Linked DNA regions of Mus musculus: all the other regions are linked to region 1. A link is a loop called in an ENCODE intact Hi-C map of the cell type or tissue named here. Cell type or tissue: heart. All regions are shown on one strand. Each heading gives the region's core, and the rest is flanking DNA. Links, peaks and the distances in the headings are about the cores only. Region 1 holds the start of Fh1 (fumarate hydratase 1). Region 2 overlaps Becn2 (beclin 2). Region 3 has its middle 13 kb from the start of Gm36360. Region 4 holds the start of Opn3 (opsin 3). Region 5 holds the start of Exo1 (exonuclease 1).

Evidence for each region. Peaks named below come from ENCODE experiments on the same cell type or tissue, not always from the same donor. Only the 100,000 strongest peaks of a DNase experiment are listed, where the experiment ranks them.
Region 2: it touches region 1 in a loop (7-fold over the local background); 16 of 42 quality-filtered maps call a loop at or near these places.
Region 3: it touches region 1 in a loop (4-fold over the local background); 7 of 42 quality-filtered maps call a loop at or near these places.
Region 4: it touches region 1 in a loop (7-fold over the local background); 17 of 42 quality-filtered maps call a loop at or near these places.
Region 5: it touches region 1 in a loop (5-fold over the local background); 20 of 42 quality-filtered maps call a loop at or near these places.

What each region holds. Positions count from the first base shown.
Region 1 is chr1:175,622,322-175,628,574 of GRCm38, forward strand. Fh1 (fumarate hydratase 1) reads right to left here and starts at 3,314. Exons shown (of 10, transcript NM_010209.2): 1 at 3,130-3,314. The coding sequence starts at 3,252. In heart, for the core only: a CTCF peak has its summit at 3,820 (motif pointing right); a DNase peak (open chromatin) is centred at 3,340; H3K4me3 peaks cover 1,909 bases; H3K27ac peaks cover 1,597 bases.
Region 2 is chr1:175,921,020-175,927,272 of GRCm38, forward strand. Becn2 (beclin 2) reads left to right here. Exons shown (of 2, transcript NM_001290692.1): 1 at 1-669; 2 at 778-1,206. The coding sequence ends at 802. Among named protein-coding and RNA genes, the nearest start is that of Becn2, 3.8 kb to the left of the region's middle. In heart, for the core only: a CTCF peak has its summit at 3,014 (motif pointing left); no DNase peak of the experiment used is centred there.
Region 3 is chr1:175,865,099-175,871,351 of GRCm38, forward strand. No RefSeq gene overlaps it. Among named protein-coding and RNA genes, the nearest start is that of Gm36360, 13 kb to the right of the region's middle. In heart, for the core only: a CTCF peak has its summit at 2,672; no DNase peak of the experiment used is centred there.
Region 4 is chr1:175,689,449-175,695,701 of GRCm38, forward strand. Opn3 (opsin 3) reads right to left here and starts at 3,184. Exons shown (of 4, transcript NM_010098.3): 1 at 2,722-3,184. The coding sequence starts at 3,088. It overlaps Gm39707 (a long non-coding RNA gene), which reads left to right and starts at 3,598. Exons shown (of 3, transcript XR_865748.2): 1 at 3,598-3,643. In heart, for the core only: no CTCF peak of the experiment used is centred there; DNase peaks (open chromatin) are centred at 3,363 and 4,183; H3K4me3 peaks cover 3,455 bases; H3K27ac peaks cover 2,544 bases.
Region 5 is chr1:175,876,887-175,883,139 of GRCm38, forward strand. It overlaps Exo1 (exonuclease 1), which reads left to right and starts at 3,892. Exons shown (of 15, transcript NM_012012.4): 1 at 3,892-3,970; 2 at 4,246-4,314; 3 at 6,009-6,182. The coding sequence starts at 6,022. It overlaps Gm36360 (a long non-coding RNA gene), which reads right to left and starts at 3,869. Exons shown (of 3, transcript XR_373723.2): 1 at 3,786-3,869. In heart, for the core only: no CTCF peak of the experiment used is centred there; a DNase peak (open chromatin) is centred at 3,875; H3K4me3 peaks cover 2,030 bases; H3K27ac peaks cover 1,114 bases.

The DNA of each region.
Region 1 (6,253 bases), core at 825-5,824:
GCCCTTCTTTTCTTCCTTAGCTTCTTAGAGAATACCAGGATGCTAGCTCCCAGGGAGAACAGCTCTTATCTGTACTTTACAAAATTACATTTCAAGTTCTAAATTTTTATGATCTATGTACTCAAAATTACTAAAATGTCATCACTAAATATCAATATTTCTTCTAAGTAAGTTACCATAGTGTGTAGAATAAAAAAGTTACTTGACATGATTCCTTTTAGTCATGTGCTTCAGCTTTAAATCTTAAAGGAAATATACTTCCCAATGGAATTTAATTCCTTGGAGAGGAACCTTAATGGCTGAGCTCTTGCCCAGCACACTGGAAACTGTGGGTCCACGCCACAGCACCACTAACCTAGAACAGAAGAGATGGAGGTGAATCTAGGACTTTCATACCCACATTTTATAATTAAGCTGCAGAAAGGTAAACGGTAGCTAAAATCACAACCTTGGCAGACACGTCAAAAGCATCCTGTCTATCTTTAAAAGCATATCCAGCGTAAAACAAAAGCAAATACTATACCATCTCAGCGTATAACAAACTCTTCCAAAATTCTATTTCCTACCTTTAACCTCAGGTGTTATGACTAATACTGTCACCTGAACAGGATTGATCACCAAGTAAACAAGCCTCTGGGCCTGCCCAGGATGGCTCATCTAGATCAGAATAAAGAAGACATCTAAGCTGTGTGGACCACCACTGTGTAAGTGGCAGCATCCTATGTGTGCTGCAGTGGATATCCACTGCCAAGTGCTCAGTCCTGAAATCATACGTACATGAGCAACACTCCACTGTGTCACTTGTACAGACAGGCATTTATATACTGTGGTCCTTTGAACAAGATGTCTCCCATAGTCTCAGGCATATGGATGCTTGGTACCCAGATAATGGTCCTGTTTAGGAAGGCTGAGGAAGTGTGGCCCTGCTGACAAAGTATGTCACTGGAGAGCCTAAAGGCTATTAACATTTTGAGTTTGCTCTCTCTGCTTCTAAATTAAGCCCTTCCTTCTATAAGTTGCCTTGGTCATGGTGTTTTATCACAACAGAAAATTAACTAACACACACTCATATGCACACACACTAACCATTAAGAAAAAGACATGATTTTGACATAGAGCAAGGGGATTGGTACATGGGAGGAAGGCAAGGGAAGGGGAAATTATAGCTATATTTTTAATTTAAAAACTAAAAAAAAAATTTTTTTAAGTTATAAAGCAATCTGAGTGTCAGTGATGCTCTCTCTGCTTCCTGACTGTGTACCCAGTGTGTTCACACTCAGTGTGTCCAGTTACCTCAAGCTCCTGCTGTCATGCCGGCCCTGCCATGTAGTACTGCACCCGGGAATTGTGAATCAAACCTTCCTTCCCTACGTTGTAGAGCAGAGACTCTGACCCTCAGAACCATCTCGACAGCCCTTTGTGTAATCTTTGCCAACAGCCTCTGCATTCTAAGCATAAATGAACCATCATATTTACATGGCCCCAAGCAGAGAAGTCGTCAACAATGCGTCATACCTCCACATGACGCACTTCAGGTGAACTCTTAAGTGTCCTTTTAAATAACAGGGCTTCCAGGGTCATGTGAATTTCTCAATACTAGAGAACAACTTTTAACAAAATCAGCAGGCTTGCTGGAAATTACAAGGGGGCTAAAGGGCAAGAAATGTCCTTGGAACCATGGAAAAAGAAAAGTATACTGATCCTATTTTCTGACACTATAACCCTAAGCAAGAAACTGCTATTTTCATATTTGCCATGATAGATTCATTCCATTTTCCTGTTCCCCTAAACAAGCTTTAAAACAAAAAGAAACCCAGTCTTTTTAAAAGAGATTTTAGAATGCATTAAAATCACCAGAGCAAAGTTCCAGGAACTTTAAGCAACCTGGACTTCATAGCTTCTTTCCAAGATTTATGTTAGTGTGTGTCTGTGTGTGCATGGGTGCATATGTGTGTGTGTGTATGTATGTTTGCACACACGCATATGTCGAGGTTATTAAGAGTGTGTTACAGGTCCCCTAAAGCTGATGTTACAGGTGGGTGTGAACCACCTGATGGATTCTTCACTGGTGTCATCTCCCAAGCCCCAAGACGGTACAGAGTTGTCATTCAAGCGTCTAGAAGTTGAGAGAACGTCTTGGCCCTTTTAAGGACACTAAAGGAGGTCTAATTAAGAAGCACAGTGTTTTCCCCAAGTTCTATCTTGCTGAGCCTCTGTAATTATCTCAGCTTTACATGTAGAAACTGGACAAAGCCTGAACGCAGCAGTAGGACTTGAAATCACACCCCACACTACAGAAGACATGCTACACTTCGGAGTGGTCTTCCTAACTATTCATTTCTCAAACTTTTCCTAACAGTACATACACACTCGCATTTTTCGTTTTCTAAAGAACTCTAAACAGTACAGGGGCTTAACGAAGCATGCCATACCTTGGACCTGGCCCCTTAAGTTCCTTTAGCTGTCTTTCTGAATACAAAATCTTGGTTAGGGCAATTGTTCGGTCCTATCCAATCTGCTCAGGCATGCTTCCGAGTACTTATGTTCCTAGGTCCACATTTATGGATTTCGGAGTTTTACACCCAGTTGTGAGAGAGAACACATGTAACCTCACAAGCTAAATAGTCAAGTTAGTAAGAAGCAAAGCCTTTCCGTTCAGAAGACACACTGGCTTCATCCACTTCGAGGGCCTGAAAGCAGGAAAGAGCACCCTGGTGGACCAAGAAGCCAGACCCTAGCCTAGGGGAGCATCCTGTCTGTGTCCAGCCAGCAGGGCTTGCGATCTGGACAAGGAAGGGGCTTCCCCTTTCCTCGGGCTACTCCTGCACCCCGGCATCCCCCACCCTCTGCCTCCGTGCACGCTCTTTCCCAGAGAAGGTGTCCTGGACCGAAGGCCTCTGCAAGCTCAGGCATTGGGCAGGTCTGCCCTGACACTCAGGCTCCCCAGCAGGAAGGAGCGCGTCCCTCAGCGCTGCCCGCAGCCCCAACACACTCGGCTGGAGGCCGCGTCCGGGGCGGATGGTGAGCGTGCTGGCCGGCGCCGAGCCCAGGCGCGGCCCGCGGGGACACCCGGGACACTCTGACGTGAAGGTCACCCCGGGGAGGCCGGGTCCCGAGATGCCCGCTCACCATTCGCGCGACGTTCGGAGCACACCGCGGGAGGGTGGTCGCTTCCCCAGACACTGCAGCACCGGCGGACGGAACCCGCAGGAGGCGACGCGAGCGCGCGAGGAGACGGAGTGCGCGGTACATGGTGCTGCTGTACGGGGGTGGAAAGCTGAGCCTGAGCCACGCCCCCTAATACGTCAGATTCCGGCCACGCTCGTAACCAATCAAACGCCTCTTCCTGAGCATGTAGGACGGGACTAACCATGACTGGCCAATAATAACTAATGGGGCGGGTTGCCTTCCCTGGGCCTGTAGTATGGCTGTTTGAAGTCCTCGGGTTCACGGGAAACTAGTGCGGAAGGAATCATGGGAAAAGACAAGAGGCGGGAGGTCAGATCTTCCGACAATACTTCAAATGTGGCTGCTAGGAGGCAGGAAACTGGCTGAAGATGCCTGTAGTACTAGGTCCGTGAGACAGCCTAGAAAGAACATGTTATCAAGTTAATATTTATCCTGCAACCACCCATGACGTGCAGCTGTATGAATCCGTGTCTCAAATACTTATCTTCCTAGAAAGTGCCTCAAATTTTAAACAAGGAAGTAGTAATCAATTATCCCACAATGCTCCTAGTTGTCATTTTGGAGTCAATTTTCCTGTCATTTTTTTAAAAGATTTATTTTATGTCTATGAGTACATTGTAGCAGACTTCAGACTCACCAGAAGAGGGCATCAGATCCCTCTTATTGTGATGGTTGTGAGCCACCCTGTGGTTGCTGAGAATTGAACTCAGGACACCTGGGAGAGCAGTCACTGCTCTTTACCACTGGGTCATCTCTCCAGCCTTTTCCTCTGTCTTTTAACATGTCCTCTGATAACATTTATAATGTGTCCACATTCCTTGGGATTTTTCATCTCTGATTTTCTTTGTGGTTACAGGCTAGGGAAAACATTGCTTAAATGATGCCAATGGAAAAAGAGTAACTGATAAAAAAAATTGTGTCTCTTCTTTTAATTTTCTAATGCAGAATCAGAAGACAGTTAAAGAGGAAGTTCTTCAGGAAATGAGAGGCTTCAATTTATAGCCTCAGCACTCTAGATGCCACGGTAGGGAGGAGTTGAATTCAAGAATAACCTTGGCTTCATAGTGAGCCTGACACAAATGCACTGTTGACCTGCAATCTTCACACTTGAGAAGTGCAGGTAGGAAGAATAGTAGTTCAAGGCCATCCTTGGCTACACAGGGAGTCTGAAGCCAGTGTGGGATACAGGCCACCCTGTCTCAAAATAACACAAATGAAATAAAATAAGTAAGAATAAGACTAATAGCTGAGCTAAATCAATTAAACCAGTACCGGTGGGTTTTCAGACCTCAGTATCTAGTTCTTCCCTCTCTCAACTAATGGCTGAGAAATTTTTAGAGTAGTTGGTGAAAGGTAGAACCAAATTTTCTTTAAAAGTTAGGTTAAGGGGAAAAAGACAAAGCAGTAAGATAAAGTACAATCATATAAAGCAGTGTATCTTCTGCCCGAAATGTTACACTTTTGCCATTAAAGAGCAGCCACAAGAGTGTGGTGAGTATGTGTGTATGTGAGTGTGTGTGGGTGTGTGTGAGTGTGTGTGTGAATATGTGTGTGTGTGTGAGTGTGCGTGTGAGTGTTTGTGTGCATGTGTGAGTGTGTGTGTGTGAGTGTGTGTGAGTGAGTGTGTGTGCGTGTGTGAGTGCGTGTGTGTGAGTGTGTGAGTGTTTGAGTGTATGTGAGTGTGTGTGTGCGTGTGTGAGTGCGTGTGTGAGTGTGTGTGTGAGTGTTTGAGTGTGTGTGTGAGTGTGTGTGTGAGTGTGTGTGAGTGTTTGAGTGTGAGTGTGTGTGAGTGTGTGTGTGTGTGTGTGTGTGTGTGTGTGTGTGTGAGTGTGTGTGTAGGGGGATCTCCTGGGTTCCAGCTGAATGAAAAAAACAACTGAAATGAAAGGAGGAGGACATGACTACTCCTAAAGTAAGGAGAGGATTTTTATGGTAGATACAAGGGAGAAAGCAGAGAGAGGAAAGAGGCCAAGCTGAACAAGGCAGGCAGAGGAAACCAGGCCATGGGAGGAAAGGGGGCAGGGGATGGGATGGGGGCAAGAAAGGAGCTACTGACAAAGACAAGACAGGTAATCAAGCCAATAAATAGGCTAAGAGAATGATGTAGCCAAAATGGCTGACTTACATAGGGAAAAGAGCTGTGCAGGTGGAAGCCCAGCTCTCAGAAGTTTAGAGGAGGGAAAGGGTTGAAAAGTGCTGGGAGGAGCCCCAGATATTGCTTTGATATGTTAATGACAGCTCAGCCATTTCTCTGAGTTTCTGAGACCTAAGGCCTGTCTTCTGCTTAGTTTATAAGTAATCATGAGTCCTTTGTTTCCATTCTCTACTCTCCTACCACAAAGCAACACAAACACTTACCATTTGCTTTGTCTGTACTCTTAACGAAATAGAAGATTCATTTCTAAACTTGAGTGCCACGTTCTCCCGCCCCTTCCCAGAGGCGCTTATTTTCTTCAAAAGTGTCCTTCCCCGTCCACCCTTGTTTGTTGCTTCAGTCACTAACAGGCAAACAATTGCTTTACAACTTCATTTCAGTCCTGGTGTGATGGTGCACCACCTTAGTCTGCACACCAGAGAGGCACAGGCACGTAGATTTCTGTGCATTAAAGACTAGTGCAGGTCTACATGGTCAGCTCCAGGAGAACCAGGGCTACAAAATGAGACCCTGTCTCAAAACAAACAAACAAAAAGTCATTTTAAAGCCTACTGCTATAATTTAATTCAGTGCTGGAAATGGTCTTAAATAAAAAGTAGCTATGATCTTTTTTATAGACTTAATAGTATTCTGTTTCATGAATTTAAAAAATGATTTACTCTTTTTGTTGTGATTTTGGTTTGGGGTTTTCTGCCACAGTACACAGATAGAGGACACTTTGTGGGAACTGGTTCTCTCCTTGCAGTACGGGGATGCAGAATATGAAGCTTTCAGGACTATTGACGAGAACACTTACCTGCTGAGGGTCTCCAGGATCCAAGGATGTCTATTGATATTGCTGTTTTTTATCTTAAATTCCTTTGAACATTGGTACCTCTACAAGTTTCAGTTATTACTCATCCAATTAGA
Region 2 (6,253 bases), core at 572-5,571, 300 kb after region 1:
GTATAAACAGCATGAGCAGCACAGGGTCGAGTACTCTGTTTTCAAGATGGAACAGCTGGAGCTGATGGACCAGCTGAGCAGTGTGGAGAACCAGCTGACGTATGCCCTGAGTCAGCAGTACCGCTTAAGACAGACCAATATCTTCAACGCCACATTTACCATTTCAGATGAGGGTCCCTTGGGCGTTATCAACAATTTTAGGCTGGGCTGTCTCCCCGGGGTCCGGGTGGGCTGGACTGAGATCAGTTCTGCCTGGGGACAGACAGTCTTACTGCTCTTCAGCTTGTCCAAGATAGCTGGACTGCAATTCCAGAGATATCAACTGGTTCCCTTTGGGGACCATTCCTATCTCAAGTCCTTGACTGGTGATGGCGTGCTGCCCTTATTCTCTGATGGGAGCCACAGCGTCTTCTTGAATAACAAGTTTGACTGTGGGATGAAGGCCTTCCTGGACTGTCTTCAGCAGTTTGTGGAGGAGATTGAGAGGGATGAGAGATGCCCCTGCCTGCCCTACAGGATCCATGTGAAGGAAGGGCTGATGGAGGATGTCTGGGACAGTGGGGAGTGCTGCTCCATCAGGACCCATCTGAACACGGAGGAGGAGTGGTCCAGGGCTCTGAAATTCATGCTTTCGGACTTGAAGTTGATCCTTGCTTGGGCTTCCTTAAGGTACTGTTAGAATTAACATTATTTTTGAAAATACATAACAATAAGGTTGTACAGCTCAAGAATGCATGTTTGTGATTAAAAGGTATACCATTTTGTCTTTTGAGACAGGTTTTCCAGAGTCCAGAGGCCTTAAGCCCTTCCCTGGTGCCACCACTGCCTTAGACCCCTGAGTGCTGACTGGGCTTGTATGAACCAACCAAGAATGAGCAAAAATTACATTATTTGCTCAGCATGACCCAGATGTCACTGCTGTGGTCCTTAGACCCTCGTCTCTTTCCCTTGTAGCTGTTTCTCTTGTTGTTCCCCTACACCCAGGCATTCAAGATGAAGAGGAGAAGGAATTGCCAGGAGAAGTGGGGCTGAGACCTGAACTTCCTGAAGAATTCTGTGGTGACTTTACTGTTTACAGTGGACCTTTGGAGGGCAGCGGTCATGGGGTGGGACCTTTCAGGGACTGCGTTTCTGTTGTTGTATAGTATAAGCCTTTCCTTTTCATCTCTAAGATGATTTTAATAAATGTCATGTTCTTAAATGACTAAAAGTGAGAAGTGTGATTCTGTGTGTGTGTGTGTGGAGAGAGAGAGAGAGAGAGAGAGAGAGAGAGAGAGAAAGAGAGAAAGAGAGGAGAGAGAGAGAGAGGCCTTAACGCTCAAGCTATCCTGGCATTCACTATTATGCTGCTTCAGCCTCTATATATGCTGGAATTTCTGTGCTGCTACAACTGAGAGGTTTCTCTTAATTAGGCTGTGTCAAAAGACGGTTTCACTGTTCCCTATGACAACGTAATCTTCCCAAGAGGGACACAGAAGTGAGAGGTTTCAGAGAAAGCTCCGGGATGGAAAAGGACTAGTTTCCAGGGAGGCGTTCTGTCCCTTCCTGGTCATCTGTAAAGTGGGGACAATTGGACTACTTACTCTGAAGTATTACAAAATCAACAGACGGCATTCAGCGTCGCTTTTTCCATGTGTTCACGTTTACATCTCACAAATGAAATTAACATGTCTTTACAAAATCAGAGAATCATCATCATCATATTTTATAAAACAGGACCTCTCTACATAGCCCTAGCTGTCCTGTAATTCACTATGTAGACAGGCTGGCCTCCAGTTCATAGAGATCTGACTGCCTCTGCCTGCACTGCCACCGTGCTGGAATTAAAGTTATGTGCCACCATACCTGGCTCATTCATTTTTTGATTCAGAGTCCCTTGAATGTATTAATGCCTGTCATAGTGATACATGGCTTTAATCTTCAGCACTCAGAAAGTAGATCTTTGTGAGTTTAAGACTAGTTTGGGCTATAGAGTGAGTTCCAGGCCAGCCCAGCCAGAGCTACATAGTCAGTTCCTGTATGTTTTTTACAAGAAAGGAAGACCTATGTGATAGCACAGAATAGGAAAGATCTACTGAATTCCAGCTCTCTTTTTAAGACAGGGACTCACTAAGTTGTTCCAATTGACCTAGGTAGAGCTCACTATGTAGCCCAAGTCTGGAAGTTCCAGATACTCCTGCCTTAGCATTTCCTAAAAGATTACAGGCCGGCGCCTGCTGCGAACTCAAGAGACATTCCATTCTCTTTTAGCGCTTCATCAGCTGGCGGTTGTACACGCCTTGCTAGGCGTTTGGGGAAGAATTCACGTTTATAACTGCTCATCTTTAGGCAAAGGCATCCTATAAGGATAAAATCACATCCATATTTGGAAAAAGTCCTTATTTCAGCAGCCAGAGAGTCTCTGCTCTCACCCTTACCCTCGTTTCCTTTGCTCCTCAGTTCCTCTGATAACCCACAGGCTTTCCTAAGGAGATTATTTACTCTTCTGCTTCTCCCTGTTTTACATAGGGTTACTATTTGCTGTGGTGAAACACCATAGAGTGACAAAAAGCAAGTTGAGGAGGAAAGGCTATTTTTTGGCTTATATGTCCACATTACTGTTCATCACTGAAGGAAGTCAGGGCTGGAACCTGGAGGCAGGAGCTGCTGTCAAAGCCATTGAGGGGTGCTGCTCACCAGCTTGCCTCTTGTGGCTTGCTCAGTCAGCTTATAGAACTCATGACCTCCAGGTCAAGGGTGGCACACCCTTAATGGGTTCACTAACTAAAAATACCCTACAGAGCTGTCCATAGCCCCATCTTTTCGAGGAATTTTCTCAGTTAAGGCTCTTTCCTCTCTGATTTTAGATTGTGTCAAGTTAAACTAGCCAGCACCTTCAACATTTATATGTCGTATTCCACTTGGGTAGAGATAATTTTTATGGCATTTATATATACTCAACAATTTTTGCAATTGAGGGTTCAGTGGCCTCAAACTGGCTCTCCTAAACCTAAAGATGGTCGCTACCGCCCTCTAGTGGTACTTCTTGGTTCTGAGCTGGCAAGTTCTGAACTGGCTGGCAGAAGGAGTTCTATCAGGGACACTCTTACCACTTGGGAAGACAATACAACTGACTGGGCAACTTTGAATCAAGGGGTGCAGATTTCATGTAGTCTGCTCATAAGGTTTCTCTGTTTTGAAACCTAGGTAGAAATTTTTATTAGTATATGAATAGCCAGGCAGTGCTGGCACACGCCTTTAATCCCAGCACTTGGGAGGCAGAGGCAGACGGATTTCTGAGTTCGAGGCCAGCCTGGTCTACAGAGTGAGTTCCAGGACAGCCAGGGCTACACAGAGAAACCCTGTCTCAAAAAACAAACAGTCCCCCCCAAAAAAAACCCCAAAACTATATATATGAATAAAATTACATAGATTAAATAATCAATTAGACTTTCAGCAAAGACCCTTTTGGACCTGGGGCCATCTGATGCCCAAACCCTTGCTCTCCCCAGGGCAACAAGCTGAAGGTGTGTGTTCCATACTTAGATCTGAACTCCAGATGGATGGGATACACAGTGACAGATGGGATACACAGTGACAAACCATTCTGCTAATTCTTTCTCAAAAGACTCTGGGAACTGCCAACCCTAGAGGGCAAACAAACCATCTGAGAATCTGGAGAAACTGGGGGTTTTGGAAGCGGCTCTAAGAAGGAGAGTAGAGTTATTCAACATCCTGCCAGAGTCTGAGGTGATGCTGATGCTGCCAGCTTGCTGACTAAACTTGTAGTCTTGAGTGGACTCTAGACCAGTACTTCTCAGAAGCCCCGACTCTTCCCATAGAGCATGCTTGACAGTGTTGGGAGACAGTTTTGGTTTCACTATAGGGGTGTAGCCTGTGTGCCCCACATTAAGGACAGTCCAGGGATACTATACTATACATTCCACCACTAAGAATTATTTGCCCAGATGTCTAATATGTACAAATTTGGAATTTCTGCCCCAGCCTGGGTATGGTATAACCCAGGTCTGACTTCTGTGAGTCCAGCTATAACCTCAAGGCAGTTTTGGATACAAGCGCCACTGGTTTGTCCCACCATTGAAAGAAAAGAATACGGGGAGTGAGGAGTGGGCGGGTAACACCCAGAAGGGGGTTTCCCCTTAAGAGAGAAGGGGAAGGTGGCATGGGGGTGGGGGGGACTTGAGTGAGGGGGTGCTGGAAGGAGAGGAAGAGATGATACGGAGTTGTAAAATGAAAATAACAAATAAGTTTAATTTAGAAACAAAACAAAGCAATACCTATAGAAACCTTCCATACATAGTTTAGGCACAAAGAAGGAAGAGGAGGTTCTGGTTCGGAGGAAGTTCAGGTTCCGAGGCCATTTTGTGATAACAAGATCACAACTGAATGCTTTTTTGTTTGTTTGTTTTTGTTTTGTTTTTTGTTTTTTGGGACAGGGTTTCTCTGTATAGCCCTGGCTATCCTGGAACTCACTCTGTAGACCAGGCTGGCCTCGAACTCAGGAATCCACCTGCCTCTGCCTCCCAAGTGCTGGGATTAAAGGCGTGCACCACCACTGCCCGGCCTGCTACTCGACCTTAAGGGGGTTTCCTTGGTATTAGTATGGCACTGAAATAGACTCACAGACCCAGTGAATCCGAACGTTTAAATGCACACTGACAACTGCTTGTGTGTTTCAGAAAATATCAGGACCTGGATACAATCTTCTGTTACCCAAGTATATTATGGATGCTTCAAACACTCATGTGTAAGCATGCTTTGAGAATACTGAATGGATAACCATTTGTTTTATATAAATCAGTGCTGGGAGAGTCTACTTAGAAACCCTCAGGCTGCAGAGATGGCTCAGCAGTTAAGAGCACTGATTGTTCTTCTGAAGGTCCTGAGTTCAAATCCCAGCAACCACATGGTGGCTCACAACCATCCATAGTAAGATCTGACATCCTCTTCTGGTGTGTCTGAAGACAGCTACAGTGTACTTACATATAATAATAAATAAAACTTTGGGCCAGAGCGAGCAGGGCTGGAGCAAGCAGAAGCCCTGAGTTCAATTCCCAGCAACCACATGAAGACTCACAACCATCTGTACATTCACAGTGTACTCATATACATAAAATAAATAAATAAAACATGACCCTCAGCAGCTACAAAATAAAGATCCGATGAGAAGAACCTAGATGAGAAGACTGACCATATGGTTAGAGGGAATCATGGGATTAGCTTTAAAACACATGGCTTACAAATGAAGGAATTACTCAGCTAAAAACTAAGAATCATAAGCCTAAATGCAAAGTGATAACAATTCCTAAAGTGCAAATTGCCAGTTAGGTTCGGTTACCTGAGTGGGTGCCCTCACAAGAAGGGAGGGAAGGGTTTACTGAATGAATGGTTGGTTGTTATTTTGTTGCTATTGTTGTTGTTTAGGGTTACTTTGTTTATATATGTGTGTACCATATACATACCCTGGGACCTGTGAGGTCAGAAGAAAGGGTCAGAGAATTGTTAAGAACAGCTGTGAGAGGGTTGGAGAGATGGCTCCAGCAGTTAAGAGCACTGACTGCATTCTGAGTTCAAATTACACCAACCACATGGTGGCTCACAACCATCCCTAATGAGATCCAACACCCACTTCTGGTGTGTCTGAAGACACCTCCAGTGTAAGGAGCAGAATCTATCTCTGCACACGGAGACAGGCACATGACACAAAAGCTTGCTCTAGCTCTTTCCATCATAGGCTCTGAGCCATATTCAACAATGGTTACTTTTGCTTTATGTTTTGAGGTTCGTAGAAAGGAACGATGCCAAGCCCAACAGAAGGTCTCAAGCCATCACACAATCACCAGCCAAGGAAGTTTTGACGTGAGAGGAAGCTCCAACAGTGAGGGTCGTTGAGACAAAACTTCCTCAACTCAGATCCTTGTAGTCACAGTATGACAGCACAATGTTAGAAGCTGGGATCCCAGGAAAAGCAGGGAAGTTGGGGAAAGTTGGCCTCGAGAGGATCAGACAGAGCTGGCCACAGACAGTTATGAGGGTGTGAAGAACTCCAGTCTGCTCATTGAGTTCAGAGTCATATCGTGGACAATAGTCACTGGATCAGAGAATAGCAGCAAGATGTGTCTGGACAAGGAGTCTGGCATATGCCAAGGATGCTTGAAAGAGGAGAAGCTTCCTAGATCTGGTCCATCAGAGAGGGCAAGGACTGTGCCCATCACTTTTCTGTCTTGAGAACGTTTGTTTCATAGTTCTAGAG
Region 3 (6,253 bases), core at 525-5,524, 240 kb after region 1:
TGTTTGTCCTGCATTCTGTAAGGAGCAGGCTGAACAAGCTATGGGAAGCAAGCCAGTAAGCAGCACCTCTCCATGGCCTGCCTCTACATCAGCAACTGCCTCCAGGTTCTTGCCTGGTTGGAGTTCTTGCCCGGACTTCCCTTCCTGACTGCCTGTTAATGGAAGTGTACGTGAAATAAACCCTTTCCTCCCCATATTGTTTTTTGGTTATTAGGTTTCATTACAGAAATAGAAGCTCTAATGAATGGGGGGGGGAGTGTATTGGGGACTTTTTGGATAGCATTGAAAATGTAAATGAGGAAAATACCTAATAAAAAAATTAATTCTAAAAAAAAAAAAAAAAAAGAAAAAGATACTCTAATGAAGATGATATCTTTTGATCTGTCAATTTCTCTTTAGGTATCTGTCCTGAAATGACATTCCTAATAAGACACATAGATCTACAGAACTGATTGGTGTTTCTGGTTTTTGTGTTGGGTTTTGTAATCAGCAATAACTGAAAATGAAACAAATGCCTGTCAATAAGAGAAGAGATAAGTCATCTCTGGTTGTTCATTTAATGGAAGACTTTATGTTACACACACACACACACACACACACACACACACACACACACAACGCACACGCCCTTGAGGGTCTCACTGAGTAACCCACAGTGAAGGCAAGTCTGGAACTCATTTGGTAGTCCAAACTGAGGCTATCCCAGAGCCCAATCAGAAGCGGAGACTTCTTTCAAGCTCCCAGTGATCTTCCTGCCCCAACCTGCTTCTTAAAAAGAAGAAAACCACCTTCCTGTGCTTTCTCCCTGTGCATTTATTACCCACAAAGACAAGTTTATGGGATCTAGGGAGATGGCTTAGTTAAGAACACTGGCTGCTCTTCCAGAGGACCCATGTTCAATTCCCAGCACCCACATGGCTGCTCACAACTGTCTGTAACTGCAGTTCCAGAAAATCCAACACCCTCACACAGACACACATTCAGACACTGATGCACATGAAATAAAAATAAGTATTTTTTTAAAGATAAAGTTTACTCGAGAATTAAGTAAATTAGTCTTATGAAGAAATTTATAATGTGGCTGAGTATTTTAAATGCATTCTTTCTTCTTTCATTCTTTCTTCTCAGTCATGGAAGGTACTAAATCAAAACCGGCAAAAAAGAGGGATTAATTTGAAAGTGTTTTCTTTTCAATTGGCCATATTCACAACACATTTTATTTTAGTTTTAAAAATTATTCCTTTATGGAGAGGTGAGAAGAGAGAGGGTGTCTGGGTTAGTAGGAAAGAGGAGTTAGGGTATATATGATCAAGATGTGTTGTTTGCATATACAAAATTATGAAATAGTAAATTTAAAAGTCTATTAATCTTATGTGCAAATTATCATTTATTTGTTTGTTATTTTAGAGTCAGGGTCTCTAGCTTAGGCTTCCTTTCACTTCCTAAATACCTGGTGACCTTGAAGCTCTGATCCTCCTGCCTCTACCTCCTGAGTGCTAGGATTCTAGGTGTAAGCCTCCAGTTGTTATCTGTGTTGTGCTGGAGATTAAGCCCAGGACTTCATGCTCACTGGGAAGGCACTCTGCTTAACTGATCTGCATTCCCCAGCCCATACGTTTATTTTAATTGATGTAAAAATAAATTCCTTTTATGGAATGAGTCCTCATATTTGATATGACGTACTTGCCCTACTTAAGAAGGGTATTCAGAAGCCAAGTCCCAAGCTGGTATAGGCACCTTTGTAACCAAAGTACTTGCTTTTTATAGCAGTTTGCATGTGGGCTATTTGATCCCTTCACACCAGACCTAAATATAAGAAGCCATCTATATATGTAAGGGGGGGGGGGGCTGATGTTTTAATTTTCACACATAAGAGAATTGTAGCCCTGTCAATTGGTCTGATCAAGTTTCCACACACACACACACACTTCTCTCTCCCTTCCCCCTTCCCGATGATCCCCTCACTCCATCTATCAGTTGTCTCCTTTGATGTGATAAATATCATCTTGAGAACATTAATAGGATTCAGAGAGACATCACCTTCTGTTGCCTGCTGGGGGCTAGCTCAGTCCCTCGGGAGCATCCTTGTCTACAGAGCTCACTGAATTGATGCCACCTCCTCTTGTTTTGTGTTGCTTGGGGTTTGGAATTTGTTTTCTCCTTGATAAATTATGCAAGAATCCTACAGGCTGTGGGAGCAGATTAGCCCCACCCCTGGCCTAACAGAGAAAAGGGAAAGGAAGAAAAGCTGTTTTGCTTCTTGTGCCTTCTCCTTATTCCCTAAGGCATAGTGTGGATTTCAAGTAGAAACTGGCTCCCCTTTGTTCTGTAGTTGTTTTTCCTTTTAAGTTACATTTTAACAAAACTTTAAGTCATCTTATTTATATTTTGTATCTTTTTTTCTTTGTTTTCTTTTTTCTTTTTGTCCATTTCAAAACATCTTTGACTCCTTATGTGACTTCTTGTCTTCACAAGTACCTTTTGGGTTTTGTTTAGACTCTTGTGACATCTAATTTCACTCATTTCTGACCCGTGGAATGGAAACTGATTGTGTTCTGCTATGTTTCTTTAGCCTGTTTCCTCTCTCTTCTTCAGAGAGAAAAATACAGGTTTCAGGACAGCAGGGCAGAATCTTTCGATGGGGTGTTGGCCCCTAGTGGATCAGGAGTGAAAACACAACTCTGCCAGGCCTGGCATTCTATATCTGGGGAAAGAACACCGCAAGGGCAGAAGAGAGCAAAACTAAACGGTACAGTTTTCCAAATATGCAAAATGTATGAATGGAAGGAAATCACAGATTATTATCAACAGAATCGACTCCTTGGTCAGTTTAAGGCTTAAAAAGTTAAAGAATACAAAGGACAAAATTCTAAACTGGGAAAAATAACCACGATAAACAAACAGTGGGCATTCTTAATGTATAAAGAGCTTTCACAAATAAACTGTAAACATCTTTTCCCACAAGTTTCTGTATAAAATGTCCACTTGAAAATATAGCATTCTCCTACATCAGCATTAACCAACTAGGATCATTTTAAAGACAAGATAACTACAGAGGCAAAGCAATAAATGATCAAAGCTGATCTAACCTGGCAAGCCCAGTCTGCTGTGGGGATTTTTTTTTTGGGGGGGGGGGGGCTCTTTGAGACAAGGTTTCTCTGTGTAGCCCTGGCTGTCCTGGAACTCACTTTGTAGACCAGGCTGTCCTCAAACTCAGAAATCCGCCTGCCTCTGCCTCTGCCTCTGCCTCCCGAGTGCTAGGATTAAAGGCGTGCACCACCACACCCAGCTGCTGGGGGGATTTTTAAGTATAAAGGGCTCTGATGGTCCCATATGCACATGATTTTAAATGGGTTGATTTAATTTTACAAAGATGTCAAATTCTCCAAAGTAAGCTAAATTCACCCAAGTAGAAAACAATAACATTTAAACTTTTAAGTCTTCTTCCAGGGAAACCACAGAACGTTATTCTAAAATGTGTCTGTGAACTTACATTCCCTATCTGTTCAGCCCTTCAACGGGAGAAGAGGACTAGTGAGCTGGGTGAACAGGGAAAGGCGCTCACTGCCAAGCCCGACAACCTGAGTTTGATCCTAGGAACCCACATGGTAGCAAGAGAGAGATGACTTCCACAGGCATCCTCAAATAGACACAAATAAGTGCATACATACATGTAATTTTAAAAATAAGAAAAGGATAAAATCTTGTCCTGTCCATAGGCAGGACAAGAACTCATAAAAAAAAATAATAAATAAAGTGTGGATTTTAAAGAACAGATGATCAGAGGAGCAGAAGGGTTTAGAAACAGATGCATATATTTACAGACCTTTAGCCATCATGAAAATAACTACAAATAAAGAGAAAGACATGCTTTATAAATAGAAATGTTACAGAGACATCTACAAGGAGCAAGAAATAGCCAGGCCCTTGAGTATCCTCACAGCTGCCAACTTGATGGTGTCTCTCTCCTTAATCTGCATTATCTCTTTGCTCCAAGCAAAATTACCACCTTGGTTTTGCAAAACTGTATGAACCCTTGCCTTCAGTTCTTTGGAGAAGGAGTCCCAAACTGAACCAAGAAACACCCAGTCCCGATTCCGACTTCCGCTAACTTCCAGTAGCGCTGTAGCCGTGCTGGCCTCTGCCATCCTGGGACCCTCCCAGGTACACTTTCACTGCCTGGCCTCTGCAGATTCCATTCCTTCCTTTGGGGATACTCTCCGATCAGTTGCCCATTTGGCATGTAGTGTCCTTTCCTTGTTTTGGGCCCTTCCTTAACAATGGGTTCCTTTCTTTTAACCCTGCTAAGCCATTTTAAATTGGAAGATCCTAATCCTACCTTGAGTCGCTCAAATCTTCCACTCTCTGGCTTATGTTTCTCCAAGATACATACAATAATTTGACATATTTTATATTTTAATTATCTGCCTGTTGGCCATGTTGACAGAATGAATGGATAGACATTTAAATTTGTCAATAGCCTGCATCTAAAATAGTCACAGATGGGCTGGGGGTGTAGTTCGGTGGCTAGAGTGCTTGCTTTAGCATGCATAAGACCTTGGGTTTGATCCCCAGCACTGTATAAACCAAACATGCTAACACACTGGATCCATGGCAGGAAGCAGAAATGAATTCTGTGTTCAACTCACTATTACCTTTTCATTCTGACCGTGATCCCAGGCCACAGAATGGCACCACGAATAATTTAGGTCCATCTTCCCATCTCAGTTAAGCTAGTCTAGACAATCCCTTACAGATGTGTTCAGAGCCTAGCATCTGAGGTGATTGTATTGAGATGAAAATCAGCATTAGCCACTGCACCATCTCAAAAATAAATAAATAAATAAATAAATAAATAAATAAATAAATAAATAAAACATTCATGGCGTTTTTCAGAGCTTAGACGTTTGACTAAGATAGCTACTTGTAAGAGTGTTTTTCAGTAAAACTAACCTAAACATTATCGATATGAGTATTATACAAACACTGTAAAATATAAGGTTCCAGAGCAATAAGAGTTGCTTCTTACCTTTTACTGTGAAGATGATTTCAATAGCCTCCTTTTTTTCTACTGTGAAAATAAAATCACTATATAACATCTTAACACCAAGTGACACTTCTGAAAATTAATGTGGCTGGCACCAAAAATATATTTTTGAGAAAGCATATGGCAAAGCTGTCTTTCCGAGGACTGGAATACTGGCACCTACCCCACCCCCACCCCATTTGTCTGCCTTTCTATGTAATAAGCTTTACTGTGTCTGTCCTGAATTATGACACACAGGGCACACCTTGTATGTTCCAAATGTGTCGTACAAATTTCACACTTATTTAATGCTCATGTGTGTCCTCTGGTGTTGTTGCACATTTGATCCCAGTTTTACAGGTGACACAGATGGAGTGTAAAGGGACCAGTGTTTCAGCTCTATACTCGGTGCCTTTGGGTAGTCACTATGCAGAGCCAGAAACACAAAGGGGCCACACTAACTTCTTCAAAGTTTTCAGTTAACCAAATCCTTGTATGACTTTCTTTTTTTTTTTTTTTTTTTTTTTTGAGTAAGATTTGGAAAGAGAAAAAGGAAAAGAATCAACTTTTATTCAGAACCATGCTTGGCTCCCTCATGGGGTTTTCAAGGCAAAGCTGAGAAACAGCTCTTCTTCTTATTATTATTGGCTCTTTTGCAAAAGAAAAGCCAAAGCCAGGCAAAATAGGTGTTGTTATGGTCTAAGGCTATTATCGGATGTGAGTAAAATGTGACTCAAGCTGGACCTGCCTCATTCCAGGAGCCTGTATTCTTCACCATGATAAGTTGGAGCCAGTTACCTAGGAAACGGGGAGCATCCGGAGTGGAGGAGGAATACTCAGATCCAGTTGTTAGCTGCTACAGTGGCCATGGAATTAGGAGGATTTTATGGCCTTAGACCTTACTTAGCATTTGACCATTTTACCTCAAAATTGTTTTTGAAAATATACCCATATTATTTAGAGACCCTATAAATTCCCTTTTTACATTCCTATACAGTATTCCATTATGGAAATGCATTATAATTCATTCTTTCTATTATTGACAGGTCTGAGTTATTTCCAGATTAGAAATATTATCAATAGTGCTTCTGTGCTTCCTGACTCTAGCCTTCAAAATTCTTTTCCCAGTAAGTCAACATAACTAATCGGGGCAGGTCCTCCGGGATCACATCCAAGTGTCTTGTCCATTTTCTGTCGCTGAGACAAAATATCCAAGGAGGCATGACT
Region 4 (6,253 bases), core at 871-5,870, 67 kb after region 1:
TTCCACCACAACGCTGGCTACAGCCCGTGTGATGCTAGATGTGGCTGCCAGCTGCTCCCTTTGGACACACTCACCTGGAAGTCTGCAGGCTACCACACTTACACACCCCACTGCCAGCCTTTTGATTGCTCATCATATACTGTAGCAGTAAGTGTTCTTTGGCTCCTCTACTTTTCACTACCATTAAATCTGCTGACATCTAAGTGCAGGTCCAAGGAAGAGAATGGTTATTCTGACATTTATAAAATAAGCCATTCAGTTGGGATTTAAATGAACTTTACTAGGTCACCGACTGGACGGATCAGTTTAACTGAAACAGTGATCCTAACAAGGCCAGCTGGTGGAAACCTCTGACCAAGATTATCAGGGATTCCTCTTATTTTTAGCCTTCTCCGAGATGCCAGGAGCAGAGCCCAAAATGAAGCAATTGCCTGGTCCCCTTGTGCATATATATATGCAAGAATTTGTGAACTGCTTACTCTCGCTTCTAGCAGAGTACAAAGCGGGAGAGAAAACCTATGAGGATATCTAAAGTATAAACATGCATGCACTTCCTCCAGGCATAGAACAAGGCTGAGGTGGTAGTAAGAGGGGAGGGGGTTATAAGCACCAAGGGTACATACAGAACACAATACCCTTCAGAAATACAAAGCAAATGGGATAGATGACATTAACCACAGAAAGCTCAATAGTAGATAACAAAGATGGGGAAACTGGCAGCCTTCGAGAATGAATGGCTTGGGAAAGCCCAGACAATGGGGTAGCCATAAGACCCACCCTTGTACCGTCAGACCAGTACCATCAGCATCACCAAAGCCTGAAGCAAGCAGCTAGCAACTTCCAGCAGTTAAAATTGCCCTCTCCTTCAGTACTCAGAATTGATTAGTCCTGGTTTAGGAACAGAAAAGGGAAGAGTCTTCTCCATCTCCATCCTTTACCCTACTCAAGAGCATATTCTGGGCAAAGAAATTACTTGCTAAGAATGCTGTGCGGTCTGAAGTCACCTCACTCTACACTTGTCTCCAGGAAGTAACTTATTTTCAAGCCTCTAACCCCAGAAGATCTACATCAGATTTTAGGATGGGAATAAATGACATGATTCAAAGAAAGACTGGATGCCCTGAATAAAGGAACCCTCGGGTAAAACCAGGGCGAATGTTTCTTGTAGTCTTTAAAAAAAAAAATCTCTCCTGGTGCTGACAGACCCCAGCAGGAATTCAGAAGGGGAAGAAAGGGCAGAGAGGATTCTGGAAGATAGGATTGGCAGAGCAAGCCAGGGAGAGCCAGGGTGGGTGCTGCAGACATAAGAAAACTCAACCCATTCCTTTTTATTCGGTTTCAGATGGAGACACTGAACACCACAGCACAGAAAAGTACTTCACAGAAAGAAAGGACTTTAATGTCTTCAAACAAACACCTGTCGCTACCCCCAGGGCTTTTCTGCAAGCTGTCCTGACACATCACCTTTTTTAAAGATCAATCCGCCTAAATGCCCCCCCACCCCGAAAAACATTTTTAAGGTAACAGAGAGAATAATCATATAGTCAACCCATATTACTACTCGCATCCTCTTACAGACCTTCCTCTAGGTTCAATATTGTTATGTAAAGAAATCCTTAGATCAATGTTTATTAGGGGAAAGCATCAGAATTGTCAATCAGTGAAAAACCATCATGACTCCTAAATTTTGTTTTAAAACTTTAAAAAGGAAATGATGACAAACACCGTGAGATTTGGGTTTGCCACATGTAAGTTGGCAAATAACAATTGTCAAGGATATTACAGAGACGTTTTTCTCTAAGATCTGGCAAGATCAAGTCAATAGTAAATTATCAATGTGTTTTTAAGGTTTGTGAAAGGGACTTTAAGCCTTAAGAAATATCCATTTCTATTTTAAATCGTTATACAAACAAAATCCCTAGGGGACACACACACACACACGTTTTTCCCAGGCTTAGAATACTGGATCAGTCAACCTTCAACCTGTCAATTCTCAATATAAATCTTCAAGAAAGCAACAAGTTCTACTTCAATTAAATGTACTGGCTGCCCTGCTAATTATGAGTTGGACTCCTTTGCGCCATTTGTAACCTCTGGTGTGACAGAACCTATGTACAGGAAATTAAAAAAAAAAAAAAGTCTCATCCCCTAGGAAGCATTCAACTGTTTATAATTGCTAACGAGTGAAAGGGGGTAAAATACTGCGTTATTTAGGATTCTACATGTCATTCTGAGGAACAAATACTAAATTTGTGAATTAAATCTCTCCTTGTTCTCGCCTCCACTGTTCAGGAGTTGACTTTTTTCTTGCATCTCTTGACTCTACAGGGCCTCATTTCTTTCTCCCTCTGTAAAGTCCACTGTGAGCTGCCCTGTTGAGAGCTACAGTAGGAAGTAAAAATAGATGAGGGGAAATAAGATGGCCAGCGGCAGGGAGACTTTGGAAAGTGCTACAGAGGCAGGAGGGGCTGGGGTTGGTGACTGGCTGGGAAGAAGGGTGTGTAAATCCAGGCAAGGAGGGAAACAGAGTTGGGGATGAAGACCAGATGAAAGGGAGAAGGGAGGCGAGGGTTGGGTATCTAAGGGAGGTTCTCGAGGAGAGAGAGGGAGTTGTGGGTGATGACTGGCTATCAGGGACGATCCCGGGGAGGACGGAGGCCCAGAGCTGATGTACCCGGGGGAAAGTTGAGAGGCAAGGAGAACGCGTCCCGGGCGACTCACCAAAGAGGCTGCCGCTAAACCCGTCCCACGCGCAGCCCACGGCGTCCCACACCCAGCCGTTCCGCAGGCACGACGCGAAGGTGAAGGTGACTCCGAACAGGGATACCAGCAGGTCGCCCAGGCTCAGGTTGACCAGGAAGAGGTGGGTGGGCGTGCGCAGTCTCGGGAACTTGGAGTAGAGAAGCAGCACCAGCAGGTTGCCGCCGACGCCCAGCAGCGCGAGGCAGCCGAGTAGCAGCGCCAGGCGCTCGTACGCGGTGGGGCTGAAGAGAGGCGCGGGGCTCCGCGTGCCCGCCGGTGCTGCGCCCTCGGCGCCCGCCCCGTCCTCCCAGTAGCCCTGGTCGCCACTACGGTTCCCCGAGTACATGGCCCGACGCCGGCGCGCCGTGAGAGAGAGGGCTCGGTGAGCCGGGCGGCCCGAACAGGGTGGATCTCACGCTCTGCGGGCCGCTCAGGCCATTGTGCCCGGGAGCCGCGCCAGGCCCGCCCAACCCGCGCGCACCCGAGGCCCCGCCCTTCGGTGCTAGGACCCCGCCCCACCGCATGAAACTCCGCCCTCCTAGCGTTCTTGCTATCCCACCCTCCCGCGTGGGTCCCGAGCCCCACTAGCTAGCACTTGCAGTCCCTCCCACGGGACCTCCCTGGAGGCCACGCCCTTCTACCTTGCGGCCTCATCCATACGGCAGCCGTTTTGGCCCCGCCCTCCTAAGACTCTTCCGCAGTCTGGCCTGCGGCTCCTCCCTCCCGGAATCTCCTGTTACCCCGCCCTCTGACTCACACCCTTGGCCCCGCCCTCCGGCATACAGCTCCGCCTTCTTAGAACCTCTGACCGCGCCTCTGAGCTGTGGCCCCGCCCTACTGCTTTAGCGGCCCGCCCCTTTTCCCCCCTCCCACCTCCCGGGCGCGTTCCCGCCCAGCAGAGGTGAGTTTCAGAGACCAGTGAGCTCTTGCTCTGCTTCCTTCACCCTTAAGCCGAGGTGGAAACCTGAACAGACTGTACAGAAAAAAAGAGAAAGTAAACTCCCTTACGGAGGTAAATTAGCCACAGCGGATCCTCACAGCCCTCAACGGACTCTAAAGCATCTCGTCCATTCACCCGTTAAGTCACTCACCCTAGCATACACTCATTCATAAATATTTATGAACGCCTGCGCTTAACTCAGTTAAGCATGCTGAATGAAATACTCTCTTTCCTGGGAAGCTATAATAACACCCACCCCCACCTCATACACCCAATAGAAAGAAAACAAAACACTGAAATGCCCGAAGTAGAGCGCCAGCGAAATGATCTCATAAACAGGGAACCTGACGTTAAAAACAAACAAACAAACGCAGCAGGCTGAGTCTCAACTACCTTAGAGCTGGAAGATATGTCCCAGCGTTTATGACAGTGTTCTGAGCTGCCACTCTCAGAGCCCCAGAATAAGGAAGGAAATAGCATCAGAGTGACACCCAAGTCACCCTTCCACTGGATCCCAAGCCTTCTCAGTCTGCAGTAGGTACACCTGATACACAATCCAGTCCAAATGCTTCTCTGGAGGTGATCTCTTGAGCAGTGCCCCGCCCCCTAAGGCTTCAATCCAAATCTAGCAGGTATAGAGAGGATATATTTAGAACAGCACGCATTTTCCACTGGACCTTTCCCCAGCAGCAATGCAAATATAGAACAAGTCAAATATAGATTGTGAACGTCACTTCTTTAGGCCTGCTTTCTCTGTCTCCACTGCAGTCCCCAACGACTACCCACGAGAGGAAAATGTCCCGAGCTGCATGCACCTGAAGATGTCATAGGCACTAATGACTGGTTTGTGGAAACTAAATTGGTGTGCACCAGTGTCCACCCCTCCTCCCACTTGTGTTAGACTCAGTGCATCTCAAAAGTCTTCAATAGTCAGCTAAGTGACGAGATAGCTTGATACCCTGCTGCACTGAGCACTTGACTAAGAGGTTGTGTGTGCCAGCTTCAAAATCTTGATCTTATTTTTAAGACTTCTAACCTGAATTCAGCATCTACAAGGCCTTTGACCTCACCTGCCCTGAAAAAAAAATGTTTTTAATTTTGTGGTTTAGATTTATAGGACCATTTAATAAGTTCTTTGTGCCTCTGACGTCTCACTATAGTAGTCTTCCTACAGTAGGATTGCAACGTTAGTGGAAGGAAGAAAGGAAAGAGTCCTGATTTTTTTTTCCTAAAATATTCATTCTTTGGCACACAGTCTTCTTCTCCTAAAGCTTTCTAGAGGTGTTGAGAGAAGACAATGCTGACCAAATTGGTTCATACATGAGATGCCAGATGCTAAGTGCCATAAACAATTATAAGGCAGAGAAAATAGAGGTGTATATGCTAGCAGAATACTCCCTTCCAGGCAGCTAGGACTAGGATCTTAAAGCCTAGACCCACAGGGACACACCTACTCCAACAAGGCCGCACCTCCACTCCCTGGCTCAAGCATATACAAACCATCATAAGAGGAAAGAGAAAATAAATGTGCTGTTACTTAGACAGCTCTGCATTGAACTCTAAACAAGACCTATGTGCCAAGGGAGGACTCTATTTGCCCCTTTGGAGGGAAACGAGGGCACCAGTATAGCAGAATAATAGGAGATGAAGATAGAGAGGTAAGTAGGTGAGCAGCTGTGCTTTGGCCTCTACTGTATCAACATAATAAGGTTGATACAATAGACCTATAAGGTCCAGAACATTGCCTGCGCAAGAGGTGTGAGTGCAATGAATAAAAACAGTAAGAGCCTCTGGGGGAAATGGTTAACATTTTGATAATTGACAATAGTTATTATAATAATCCTGTGAACTGTTAAGGTCTTTTAGTAGAGTTGATACACATAAGCAAGATACTGCATATATGATTTTGTTAATAAAAATGTTTCTTGTACATTTCAAAATTAGGTCTTTATGGGAGTTATGGTTTAAGTGGAAAATTCCCTATGGGTTTGTGTGCTTGAATACTTGGCCCCTGTCTGGTGGCACTGTTATGGGAGCTTATGGAATCTTTGGCATGGAATCATTCCCCCAATAGATCATCTCCAAAGTGACCCAGACAAGCCAAGCAGTGCCTGGTCCTTCAGGCCTGTGTACTGCTAAGAATGCAAGCCCTGGCCACAGGCATCATCAGGTGCTAACATACATTCTTTCCAGGAGAGTTTTTCCTTGGCTTATTCCTGGAGCTGGGTCTGATCATGGTGAACCAGATGTAAAGCAACCTGCTACCCTGCCTTGGTTAGTCGTTGGTTTTGTTTGTTTGTCTGTTTGTCTGTCGGTTGGTTTTGTTGTGTTGTTTTCCCAACCTGACACAAGCTAGAGTTTGTGGGGAAAGCAAAGAACCTCAGTTGAGAAGATGCTCGCACTAGACTGGCCTGCAGGAAAGCCCGTGGAGCATATTTTTGATTAATGGAGGTATATGAGCATCCAGTCCTGGGTTGTATAAGGCAGCAGCCTAAGAAAAACACAACTAGCAAGCCAATAAGCAGTATTCTTCAACGGATTCTACTTCAGTTCCTGCCCTGAGTTCCTGCC
Region 5 (6,253 bases), core at 1,254-6,253, 250 kb after region 1:
TATATTTGCCACCAAGGCTCAAGGCCTAAGTTCAATCCCCAGAATCTATATAGTAAAAAGAGAGAACTGGTTCAGTTAGTTGTCCTCTGACCAACACACACACACACACACACACACACACACACACACACACACAGAGAGAGAGAGAGAGAGAGAGAGAGATACACATGTATACAGAGAGAAGTAAGCACATACACATATAGTATTATATTAATTATCTAATTGAAAACAGAAATGTATAGAAAAGGAATAAAAAATCTGCCATCCTACTATTTAGAAATATCAACTATTAACTCCTTATTTTATCTGTTTTTTTGTCGTTTTGTTTTATTTTTAATTGTTTATTTATTTAGTGTATATGTGTACACTGTAGCTATCTTCAGACACACCAGAAGAGGGCATCCAACCTCATTACAGGTGGTTGTAAGCTACCATGTGATTGCTGGGAATTGAACTCAGAACTTCTGGAAGAGCACTCAGTGCTCTTAACCACTGAGCCATCTCTCCAGCCCATTTTCTCTGTTTTTAATGTGTGAGTGTGTGCTTGTTTTGTTAAGTTTGCCTGTACAGTTCATGGAAATGAAATATGTGGTGCTTCTTCTCTATCATGACTTCCTGAGCATTCTTCTGCATTAATGTCATATTTTATATTCTTTCATTGTGGGTGGGCCAGACTGACTTAACTTTCCACCTGCTGTTGGATACCTGTGTTTGTTTTTATTGTAAATGATGGACACACTTATATTTTTATCCTCTAAAACATCAATCTTCTTAGGATACATTCCTTGAAGACTACTTGCAGAATTAAAGCGTTTTATCATCTTTTCTCTTTTACGGTCTTTGTATGCACTGCCAGATTGTCCTGCAGGAAAGGATTATTCAAACCACCAGCACTTAGGAGAGTGCCTTTTCGTGCTCCCTCCAAATCCAAGATGTTTTTTTGGTAAAACTATTTTCACTATATGAATGGTATAAATATTACCACCATCTCCTCTTACATTTTATCTCTATGAATGCTAAGAAGTTGACCTAAGTTGCTACTGGGAAATAGATGTGCATTTATCCCTTATTTCCATTTATTTTGCAGATCCCTCTTTGGATTCTCTGTCCATCCTCTTCCATTAGGTTGTCAAGGCCTCTTTTCTGCACGAGGTCTCACTATGCAGCTCAAGATGACTTCAAACTCCTCCTCCTGCTGCTGTTGCTGCTGCTCAGTCTCCTTGGTGCTAGCGTTCCAAACCTGTCTTTGGATATCCGGCTTTATAAAATAAATTATACTATTTTTAAGTGTGTGTGTTTGTGTGAGAGAGTGGGAGTGTGTGTGAGTGTCCAGAGTGGCCAAATGAGTCAGATCCCCCGGAGTTGGAGTTATTGGTGGTTGTGAGCCATCCATTATTGGTGCTGGAATCAAATTCAGGTCCTCCTTAACTACTGAGACATTTCTCCAGCCCCAGCATGTCCAGCACAAGTATGTCTATAAACCTCATAGATGTCTGGTATCTAGTGGACTAGAAGAGGCATCAGACCCCCTGGGAACTGAAGTTATAAACAGTTGTGAGTCACCATGTGGATTCTGAGAATTGAACCCAGGTACTCTGGAAAAGCAGCCAGCTATAAACTGTTCAGCCATCTCTCAGGCCCAATATCTCCATTCTTAACTCTGATTTTTTTTCCTTTTTCATGCAAATACATTCAGGCTTTTTGTTTTTGTTTGTTTGGTTTTGGTTTGAGACAGGGTTTCTCTATGTAGCCCTGGCTGTCCTGGATCTCACACTGTAGACCAAGCTGGCCTCGAACTCAGGAATCCACCTGCCTCTGCTTCCCAAGTGCTGAGATTAAAGGCATGAGCCACCATTGCCTGGCACATGCAGGCTTCTTAATATATTAAATGATTATCCTTCTGCTTCTATGAGCTATAAAATATGCATATTTTAAATATACATTTAAAATTTTTCATTCAGATAGATAGAAAGATATATTGTGTGTGTGTGTGTTTTACCACAATATAACAAAGAAAAGAGGACATTAGCCAGATCTGGGCATTTTCTATAACTGTAAATCCACATTCTTTCAGAAAGTCTAATGACTTAAAGTCAATTTGTTTGGGCAAAGAAAAAGATTTACTTGAAAACCAATGATGGTGTAGCTCCCCAACAAAGCCCAGCCTCCTTGGGGCTGCAGTCACGAATATGATCTAGGGATTTGCTGGGGGAACATATCACTGGGGTAGTAGTCCGCCTTACCAGTGCACCAGGTACTCTGTGTTAATTAGTACTTATATATTAATGGATGTTTGGGGTTCTGTAAGTTTAAAGAAAGGTAACACAACAGATAATACCATCGTGCATCTTTTGAGTTCCTTTCCTGGAGAATAACTAATTTGTCACTGAATTGTTAGGATATTAAAGGTGAACCCAGAGAGCAGAGAGGATCACACATGGTATCTTTACATGGAGGGCAAGAGAGAGAAAAGCTTTTTTTTTTACAGACATGGGCAGGGAAGATTCTTATTTTAAAAGATCCTGACAGAATGTAAAAGGTCACAGAAGCCCTGAAATTGGCAAGATTGATGTCACTGTTAGCAGAACTAGCTTCACTGATTTAGAAAAAATAGAGGTGCACAATGCTCTGGCCACTCCTTGAACCTGTGTGTCTGCCAATGTTTTGACCATTCCTTGAACCCATGTGTGTGCCCACTGCTGCACCTCACTGCCAGGTGTTTGTGATATTGGTTGCTGGGAGAGTCAGAAAATCTCCCCAGCAACCACAGCCCAGCCAATCCGGAGTTGCTACACCTGCACCAGACTCTTTCCTTGTACCCCTCCCATACCCATTTCTTGAGAATAGACATTGTTTAGATCTGGAAATCCCCTACTCCCCCCTTCTCCTTCCCCCCAGGGCCTATAAAAACTGAGACCCCTTTCCCCTCAGGGTCGACTCCTCTACTCCTGCGTGGGATGTGAGTCGTCCCCAGAGCTCTAGCTTTCCCCGAATAAAGCCTCATGTGGTTTGCATCAAGCTTGGTCTCTCATGAGTTCTTGGGTGTCCGCTATTGTCCTGAGGCCTGAGCGAGGGGCTCCTCTCGGAGTCTTTCAATTTCACACTTAGATAGCTTCAGTCAGAGGAGTCTGCTGGGGCAAAGACAGTAAGAGACTAAATTATGTACAGTCCGGCTGTGTGACTTCTAAAATTAGTAAGTTTTTAAAAGTCCATTAAGAAGAGAAACTAGAGGGGTTTTCTTTCCTTGATAACACTAGGAAATGTGACCCAATACAACCAACAATATACAGGGTTTAATAACTTGAACCATTGGGCCATTTTGTTTCTTAGTTATAAGGATAACATTTTCCCAACTCGTATCAGGGATAAAGCCATATAATGAATAAAGTGGGTAAGCGCAGACTATAATCAAACTATAGCAACATGAAAGCTTTGTACAAAACTTCAATTTGCATAGAGGTGAGGATGTTTCGGAGACGAAAGACTGTGGTGTTGGCCTGGAATTAAGCAACTATGAACTGGGCTCCTTTTCCGGGTTTAAAATAACAAAATATGTTTGACTCCAAGTTGGGAGTTCTTTAGCACGCATGTACCTGGATCCAGTGGCTTGGTCAAGGGAGAACTACAACTCCCAGCAGCACCGGCGAGAGCGCAACTTCCGGGCCTAGAGTTTCTCTTGCCCCCTCCCTTACCACCACCCCACTTCTCTCACAAACAAGCCGACTTTTCGCTTCTAGCGTCGCCGAGTTCGAGATGGCATTGGCCATTGGCGGCGGACTTCCTACCTTGCAAGGAAGGGCTCAGGACTCGGCTAAGAGGAAAGTCGGGTCATAGAAAGCGGGAGGTGGAGGCTGCGGCTCAGGACGCCCAGGGACGTCATGTCCGCTGGGCGGGGCTTCCCGATCCCGCGCAAATCGAAAGGTCCATGGCTGCGCTTGCAGCAGCCGCTCGCCGCCGTTCTGAACCCCAGGTGAGCGAGCGAGCCCCTATGCGGGCGGCCGGGCGGTCACTGGAGCAGCGGGCCGTGTGGAGGAAAGTGGGGTCCCCATGACTCTGATCCACGTGCCTTCTGCCCCTCGGCGCGAAACCCGGATCTCCGGGAAGTGAGCGGGAGCGTGGAGCGCCTGCAGGCGACTGCCTCGGCCTCCGGGTCTCCCGCTTTCCGCAGAGGCGGGCTGACGTGTGTCCTTACCAACACTCGTACCTAGCGATGAATTCCCTTTGTATATGCTCTCTCCTGTGCAGGTTTGAGGAGCCACGGCGCCTGGAATGGACTTGTGTGCTATGCCTGTTCGTTCGGGAGACGGGACTAAGGTGAAGCCGCTGCTGCTGTTACCTCGGGTACCACCGGCGACCTTCTGGTGTTGATGCGCCACATGGCACTCAGTCACTTCTATACTAAAGAGGAAATATTTATTCGAGATTTAGTTGGCCTAGAAGAAAGAAACTTAAGGAAATTTCACGAAATGTAATTATGTCCCTCCCCCACCCCAACCCCCCCCCCCCCCAGCATGCACGAAATCATGTTTTAGAGACGTTGTCTTTTAAACGTAGTGGACTCGTTTTACACAGACCCACCTGCACCCAAATTGGCTGATGTTTAAAATTACGGGTTCATGCCCCCCTTTAGGGATTCATAGTTAATGGGCATGACCTTAAAGGTAAATGAATCTCTCAAGTGTCAGGGCTGCTAGCTAAGGGCATGGCCACTTTCCTGTGGTGTCAACAGGGCACCTCTGGCTTATCCCATAGTCTTTAAGAACATGATCTTAGGTCTGTTGAATCAGGTGCCTGTCCCTGTGACCTCACTGCTGAGAGAGGGGAAGGTAAGAGTGGAAAATCCCAGAGAGCTCAGCCTAAGACCTAACTAGCCTGGTGGACGCAGCTCAAACAAACAAGGTGGACTGCCTTTCACATCCTCCGATTCAAACTCCATCACGCATGCATCATACACAGAAAGAATAGTTGCAGAGGGTAATAGCCTTTGCTCTTGCAACCATGAGGACCTAAGTTAGAATCCTCCCCCCAGCCCCCTCCCCATTAAAACCCCCTGTGCCTGAGCCTGCTGGTAACTGCAGAGATTGGGAGGCAGAGGTGGCAGATCCCAAGACCTCATTGGGCCTAGTTGGTTCCGTAACACCCTGCCTCAAGGTGATAGACAGGTAGCAATAGAGGAAGACACCCAATGCCTTGCTCTGGGCTCTGCATGGATGTACCCACACACTCATTACATGCACACACTCCCTAATACAAATACCTGATCTTAGATGGTAATACTGTATTGGGAAGTGGCAAGCAGCTGCTGGAGTTGGAGTAGGAAGGCGGGGGTGGGGTGGGGGGGGGTGTTAGTTGCTTTGAAGGGGCTGCCATCTCCAGGACTTCCATGTAAGGACCTAGAAGGGAATGGAAATTATAACTGTTTGTTTCTTGAAGCTGTTTTGCACATCAAACACGGCTTCATGTGTCTTTGGTATAGCCTTCAATGAATCTGATGAAATTTCCCCTAGATGCCACCATGGCTAATTACCAGGGTATTGCTTGGAATAAACCATTCTGGTAGTGTGGGATTGCTGACATGCTTTTCAGTTGAAATGTCTGTCCTTCTCCAAACTTTGGAGTTTCTACACTGAACTTTGGATGCGCCCCTTTAATATAGGGGTGAATATGATACCATAGCATGCAGTGTTATAGGCTCATAGTCCTCTTTTTATGAAAGGAGAGACTCAGTTTTAATGTCTGAGTCCAAGTGTTAAGAGAGATAAGAGCCCACGTTAGGATTGTAAGTATGGAAGCATTTTTGGAAACAAATAACCACGAAGGAACTCCCCAGTGGTGTTCAGGTGAGTGTTGGTGATTAATGAAGTTCTGAGCTACAGAAGTTGCCCGAGAGAAGGCCAATCATTAGCTAAATGTTACTGTCGGTGCTAGACTCCACACTGAATTTCTAAAGCTTTTTGGTAAATCAGCCTTGGTTTCATGTTGCTCTCCTCCCTTTTTCCTTCATGTAGTTAACTTGGCACGATGGGGATTCAAGGGTTACTTCAGTTCATCCAAGAAGCTTCTGAACCTGTCAACGTGAAGAAGTACAAAGGACAGGCAGTGGCTGTGGATACCTACTGTTGGCTTCACAAAGGGGCTATTGCTTGTGCTGAAAAGCTAGCCAAAGGGGAACCTACAGATAGGTGAGTTTGCAGTGTATATCACTTGGTTTGAGAGCTAGAATGGTATGCTTTCTGTTTTTGGGTCAGCCCCA